Regions from separate parts of the Homo sapiens genome. Here region 2 is linked to region 1. The links are chromatin contacts, found by Hi-C or POLR2A ChIA-PET in ENCODE. All regions are on one chromosome and are shown on one strand. Each heading gives the region's core, a stretch centred on a gene start or an enhancer-like site at or near the end of the contact. The rest is flanking DNA. Distances are from core to core; before and after follow the strand shown. Region 1 has its middle 97 kb from the start of ARHGAP21. Region 2 overlaps ARHGAP21 (Rho GTPase activating protein 21).

Region 1 (3,602 bases), core at 652-3,151:
CAGTTATTTTCTACCCTCATTCCACTGCTACCCTCCCTGGGGTCTCTTTCTTAAGTGTCATTTTGGTGGAGAAGGGGATGGTTTCTCCACCTCCCAAATAGAAGAAGTATTTCATGATGTATTAGTTCGTAGTTTCTTCGGTTTATGTTGGTCTCCTAACAGAGTTCCAAAAAGCAGCATTGTCCCCTCTGATCCGCGGTTTTGCTTTCTGCAGCTTTCATTACCCACAGTCAACTGTGATCCAAAAATATTAATTAGAAAATTTTAGAAATCAACAATTGATAAGTTTTTAATTGCATGCTGTTCTGAGTAGTGTCGTGAGATCTTTCACTACCCTGCTCCATCCCTCCTGGGACATGAATCACCACTTTGTCTAGTGTATCCTGAGTTACAGATGTCACCTGCCCCTGAGTCACTCAGTAGCCATGCCATCTCAGTTATCAGATCAACTATGAAGAAATCACAGTGCTTGTGTTCAAGTCACCCTCATTGTACTTAATAATTGCCTCAAAGTGCAAAAGTTGTGATGCTGGCATAGTGTTATAATTGCCCTACGTTTAGTTATTATCGTTCATCTCATATGTGCCTAATTTATAAACTTTATCATAATTATCTATGTATAGGGAAAAACATAATATATACAGGATTCGTTACTATCAGAGGTTTCAGGCCTCCACTGAGGTAGTCTTGAAATGCATCCTTTACAGCTAAGGTGGACTGCTGGATAGACCCTTTTTTCTTTTTGTTAATGGATGGGGTCTTGCTCCAACCTAGCAGGTTGGAATGCAGTGGCGCAATCATGGCTCACTGTAGCCTCGAACTCATGGGCTCAAGCCATCTTCCCACTTCAGCCTCTCGAGTAGCTGGGCCCAAGCCACCACACTGGCTAATTTTTTAATTTTTTGTAGAGACAGGGTCTCACTATGTTGCCCAGGCTAGTCTCAAACTCCTGGCCGCAAGTGATCCTCCCACCTCGGCCTCCCAAAGTGCTAGGATTATAATCATGAGGCATCTCACCCGGCCTAGACTTTCTGTTTGTGTCAATTCAGTTTCATTCATTCATTTGACAAATATTTATTATTTAAGATATACTAGGCAGTGGCCCTTTACAGTACAGTGCATGTCTATTTAGTATGACCCTTTAGTATCCTAGATATTAGCCCTTTAAAAATCAAGAAGTATCTCAAACATGACTCCAGACTTAAATTGAATGATGATTTTTTTAAGAGATGGGTCTTGTTATGTTGCCCAGGCTTGAGTGTAGTAGCTATTCACAAGCACAATCACAGTCTCGAACTCCCTGGTCTCAAGCAATCCTCCCGCCTCAGCCTCTTGAGTAGCTGGGACTATAAGCACCCAGCTAAAATGATGATCCTGATCACCAACTAGATACTAGATATATAATGAGGCATGTTTTTAAAAATTACACAGATTCTTGCATCATTTATGGCAATAAACAAACCAGCCATCTTTCAAGTGTGATATTTCCCAAAGTACCCATGGAGGTGCTGGCACGAGCTTGCTCACAAGCAATCTACCCTGACCTTGAACACTCACCCCTGTTACCCAGCTCTTGTCTAGGGCTCCCCTATACAGACCCCAGGACAGGCTACTGTTGGAGCAGCCGAAATATACAAGGCCTCCAGCCTGGGCCTGCTGGGAGCAGGGGCTGGTGCCTCAGGGCATCCTGACTGGCTGGCTGGTTTCCATCCATTTTGCCTTGGCCCATGGACACTCCTGCCTGCTCACTTGACTTCGGGACCTGAGCTGACACCACAGCCATAGGCCCTTGGCATTTCCAGTCTGCTTCTGGCTTTGTGCCCTGTCTCCATGATCCACTGCTGCTCAAGCCCAAGCTTGACAGTCGTGACTAATTGGGGCAGGTCACCCTTTCAGCTCCAAGGTGATATCCCATCTACCTCCCTCTAGCTTGTCTGTCTCAAACAAAGGCATTTTCTTCTAACCCCCAGCAACCTCAGAATGACTCCTACTGTATGTACATTTACTTCCTAAACTATAAAAGCTAACAGAGAAAGAAATTTCCTTTATGTTCCTTAGAAACAAATGGGAGCAAATTTACTAGAAATCACCTTGCAGTTTCATCCAACCTCTTACTGTCTATGTTATCAACACATCATTTTACCTCTCTGGAACTCAAACTTAAAATGCAAGCACTAAGCTAACCCACTGCTGCTAGCTCTCCTGGTATAATACTGGAAGGAGGAGGTTAAGAGCATAGGCTTTGCAGATAGTCAGGTCTGTGTTTGAGATTTCCAATTTTCTTTCTCTTTTTCTCTCTTTCTTTTCCTTCCTTCGTTCCTTCCCTCCCTCTCTCTCTCCCTTTCATCTTTCTTTATTTCTTTCTTCTTTCTTTTCCTTCTTTCTTTCTTTCCTTCTTTCTTTCTTTCTTTCTTCTTTCTTTCTTTCTTTCTTTCTTTCTTTCTTTCTTTCTTTCTTTCTTTCTTTCTTAATGGGGGAGTGCAGCAACATGATCAGACTGGAGTGTAGTGGTGTGATCTCGACTCACTGCAAACTCAGCCTCCAGGGTTCCAGTAATCCACCCACCTCAGCCTCCAGGGCTCCAGCAATCCACCCATCTCAGCCTCTGAGTAGCTTGGGACACAGGCACATGCCACTTATGCCCAGCTAATTTTTTTTATTTTTGGTAGAGACGGGGTCTCATCATGTTGCCCAGCCTGGAAATTGACTAACTTTCAACCATGGACAAGTGGTTTAACCTCTCTGAACTTCCATTAAACAGAGATAATACCTACCTCATAGTGTTGTTTTGAGAATTAAATGAGACACTATATGTGCAGTTCTTACCAAATAGTATTAATCAACACACAGATAAAATATATAAATACATAGTTACATGTAAATATTTAGTGCTTACTTTTTTTAATCATTCATCTCTGGATACCTTCTCTTTCATCTCAGTCCTTGCTACTTCACAGCATACTTTAAGAAATAGTTACATGTTTCTATGGCCAGGTAATATTTGTCAGAACCTTGTTTTTTTTTTTTAATCAGGGTACAAAATTTTAGTTTTTAAAGTTACCTTTATCAAATCTATGGTTAAAATAGTTGTGGAGCTGCTCTAATTTGAACAGAACTTATTTTTTTTAAGTACAGATTATTTTGGCAACCATTTTCTGATCTGATTACAATAAAAATTTTTAAAAGAAGTTCCAGTTTTATTGCCAGCCACGGTGGCTCACACCTGTAATCCCCACACTTTGGGATGCCAAGGTAGGAGGATTGCCTGAGCAGGAGTTGGAGACCAGCTGGGGCAAAAATCCCATCTCTACTTTAAAGAAAAGAAAAGAAAAAAAAAGTTTCAGTTTTTGCTTTTGGGTTTTTGTTTTTTGTTTTTGGGGATTTTTTTTCTGAGACAGGGTCTCACTCTGTCACTGGAATGCAGTGGCATAATCATGACTTACTGCAATCTCCACCTCCAGGGTTCAAGCAATTCTCCCACTTCAGCCTCTCCAGTAGCTGGGACAACAGGCATGTGCCACAATCCCCAGCTAATTTTTTTTTAGTAGAGACAAGGTCTCACTGTGTTGCCCAGGCTGGTCTCAACCTCCTGAGCTCAAGCG
Region 2 (3,602 bases), core at 622-3,121, 110 kb after region 1:
TGTTATTTGGGTGATAAATATACGAAAAGCCAACTTGACCACTACACTATCTATGCAGATAACAAAATTGCATATGATACCCCATAAATTTGTACAAATAATAATAATAGAGTTGAGCCATGGGATCAGCCAGTATTCAAGAATTAGCCAGGAAATCAAGAATTTTGGTTGGTCTAGCAAGTCAGTTAGGCAGAGTTCAATTAAGCCAGCATCTATGGTAATTATAGTTTTGGGAGTTGATGAGGTCATTGAGGGAGGGAAGAGGGTCAAAGTCCAGAATCTGAGGAACACCACCAATTAAGGGACGGACAGAGGCCGACAAACCAGCCACCAAGGCGAACTAGTTAGAAACAAGCTTTTCAGTAGCCTCAGTTTTCAGATTTTGAGGACTTTGAATTTGATCTTTATATTTAGCCTTTGGCAAGCTTCCAGCAGCAGCATTGTTTAACCTAGCTTCTCTCAAATTTATTTTGCTATTGAAGACTTTTTTTTACTTAACTGTAGTTTATATTCTGCATCCTATAAAACAAGTAGGAACATACTTGGGAAACACTGCTGTATACAGGCAGAAAGGAGCAACAGAAGGAATTTATAGAGTAGTCATATGATTAGCTTTTAGTTTAAAAGGTGCTTTTGTTAGTCCTGAACAGACAAGATTCCAGAGAGGGGTGACAGGATGTTTGGGAGACCAACTAGATGCCCTGTGATAATCCAGGAGAAAGTTGATGGGGGTCTGAATTTAGGCAGTGCCGGTGGAGTGGAAAAAGGACAGTTCATTATATGTTTTGGGAGAAGTGACATGATTTGGTAGCTAGATATGAGAGGTAAGGAAGGAGGAGTCTAAGATGACTCTGGTTTCTGTTTGGGTGACTAGGGGGATGAGTTGTACAGCCACTATGCAGATTAGGGAATAGAGGAGGTCGTGCAAGTTTGGAGGGAAGGTGATGAATTCAGTTTTGGACATGTAGTATGTAGGTGTATGTGCTTAGCAAGTGTTTAGTCACGCAGATTTGGAGCTTGGGAGAAAGGGTGGTGTTGAAGAGGGCTTTAGAAATAATTCATAGTTAAAATCACAGGTTGAGGTGACTTCACCTATGGAAGTGTAAGAAATTAGAGGGAGGTCAAGGATAGAATTCTGATTTAGACAGAAAGGGGTGATCATCTTGAAACTATTAATCATTTATTAGATATCTGTTAGACACTGTTTTAAGCATGTTACAGATGTTATTTCAGATTAAACCTCGTGAAGGTATGTCTCCATCTTACAAATGAATGATTTGAAGCTTAAAGGATAAGTCTTTAGCCTCCTTGGTCATACATCTGTCTTATTAAGATCTAGGCTTTTCTCACATTGCTACATTGCCTTTTGCAAAGAAGTAATAGTTAAAGAAGTAGTAAGAGAACAAAGAGACTGGAACTGTGGTACCCAGGATGAGAGCCATTGAAGGAGTTGTTAGCTCTGTGTGGCGCTACTGAGAGGTTAAGAAAGGACGGAGTACCCTTTGGTACCCTTGGGATCAAGTCAGTGTGAGCGTCATTGATGATGGCACAGCCTTGTGTTGGAATTTGTTTGCTGTGGACCGGAGCCAGCATAGTTGATTGATTTATATACCACCTCCCCAGGTTGTGTTTTCATTGAATGACTAAAGATGCCCAGAAAAGAAGGAAAAAGCAATAACCTTTTACAAATTAAATAATGTTAAATACTCAGTAAGAATTTTATGAAAACTTTCCTTCATGATCTAATAATTTAAATGTACTGGTGGGAACTACATTTGGGAAGATGATGTCGTTCTGCCAGTTAGCTATTGCTGCTTAGACAGGAAAGGGAGGGGAAGATCTTATTTGTGGACCACATCACTGCAGAGCTCTCGTAACCCCGCTGCTCTGCTGACAGAAGCTGAGTCAGAGAAGAGATGCAGACTGTGCTATAGGCAGTCATGGCCCAGTTCAGGATTTTAGACTGCATGATCAACCACAATTGGAGTTTGTTGTGCAATCTGTATTGTGCATGGAGTGGTCAGGTTTGTTTCATAAGTGTGTATGTATATATTTGCTTTTTAATTCAAAACTGCTATGATGTATAAAGCAAAAGTAAATCAGGATATAAAAACACTGTCTTCTTGTAAGAGTAGGAAAGTAATCTTTTAGAATTTTTTTTTTGTCAAAATACCTGTTTAATGTGATAAATCTAATGATCTGAATTACTTTAAAAGAATTAAGTTAATTCTTAAGTAGCACAGATGAGACTATTTGCAGAGCTTTAAGTGGTGGAGGAGGGGAAGTTAGAATGAATTACTTAAAAGTGGCCAACAATTAAAGCAATATAATTGTAACATAAATGTTACATATTTTTGAAGGCATCTGACATTGTATTTATTAGAAAGTAGGCAAGATTTTGGAGTGAGTTGCTTTTTAGCTAGTTTTTCAGTTTTAGTGAAATATGGTTCTTGAGTTCTTTCACAGTGGGATTAAATGGAAGTACTTTTTAAAACTTTTTTGATTACTAGTCTGTTTAGAAAATGGTTATTTTGCAATAGAGAAAATCTGCTAGGTTAGCTATTGTCTGCTTTTGAGTGTTCTTCCCTAAGAAGCAAAAGCTCTTATTTTTCCCTTTATCCCTCGATCAACATTGTTATTATCAGACCTTTGTTGTTAATCGTAGATAATATTGTACAAATTCAGCATAATGGCTTCTTTTACAGAATAGAAAGCAACGTGAATGATAGCTTTTGTTCCAGTTATCAGTGAATCTTTAAAAACTATGAATTATTTACCTCGTAGGTTATTCATCACTTTGTGGGTATTTGTCTTCCTTACTAAAAACAAGTTATTTAATATTGTTTGAAATTTAAAAGGAAAACAGTTGAAAATGTAATTGAAAGCAATGAATGATAAATAAAGCACACTGACCATGCTTGCCCCAGCCCCAACCATTTCTCAGTTCTTCCATAACTGTGATGTGAGCTTCTTCGTTTATGATATGGAATTAGTTCCCAGTGGTACTTTGGGGTGTCCAATACTTTTCTTTATGTACTGTTTTCTCTATTCTGGAATGGTGAAAAAATATTTTCATAGTTTAGGCTGGGCATAATAGACTAATGTATCAGAGAAATCAGAGATGGAGAAGGTCATTTAGTCTCTGTTTGTTTCACCGTAAGATTGATCCCTCAATGCACTTTCTAGTCTGTGCCTAATGGATTTACATTACCGTAAAAAATATGGATTTTGAATGGCTGCTAAGAGGATAAAAGAAGATAGATACTGGAATTATCTTAACATGTAAAATTCATAATACCAGGAGCCTAACGAAGCTGAAACTTAAAATTTTTTAGCGTTTAGTGACTAGTTTACAGCAATTACTAAACTCATTAGTTAGTCTCATCATCAGAAAACTTTCTAGTTTGAGGTCTGAGACCTTTTTAAGACGTCTTCATTCTGGGTAATCCCAAAGGAATTTAATTTGAGTTGCAATAGAATCTAGGGGTGCATTGATCCAGTAAGCCAGCGATATCAAAAGTGCTTTTTTGGATGTGCCTTGGCCTGGGGTTTTTTGCTAGGATTGTTGTTGCTACCATCCTTGTGGTTTAGGTCTGATAATC

What was found. Hi-C counts contacts between places; a loop is a spot of excess contacts on that map. ChIA-PET counts read pairs that join two places held with the same protein, here RNA polymerase II (POLR2A). Pooled maps may share reads with other maps.
Region 2: a loop to region 1 is called in a pooled map, with 4 times the contacts of the local background. The contact joins two enhancer-like sites. A Hi-C loop is called at or near these places in 1 of 168 maps with a recorded cell type or tissue (Calu3) and 7 of 50 pooled maps. POLR2A ChIA-PET finds 5 or more read pairs at or near these places in 2 of 52 experiments (PC-9 and WTC11).

What each region holds. Positions count from the first base shown.
Region 1 is chr10:24,818,995-24,822,596 of GRCh38, reverse strand. No RefSeq gene overlaps it. Among named protein-coding and RNA genes, the nearest start is that of ARHGAP21, 97 kb to the right of the region's middle. Within about 2 kb of position 1,901, at least 4 of the 41 ENCODE cell types and tissues checked have a DNase peak (open chromatin) inside an H3K27ac peak, as active enhancers do.
Region 2 is chr10:24,704,934-24,708,535 of GRCh38, reverse strand. The region is part of intron 2 of ARHGAP21 (Rho GTPase activating protein 21); the gene reads left to right. Among named protein-coding and RNA genes, the nearest start is that of ARHGAP21, 17 kb to the left of the region's middle. Within about 2 kb of position 1,871, at least 3 of the 41 ENCODE cell types and tissues checked have a DNase peak (open chromatin) inside an H3K27ac peak, as active enhancers do.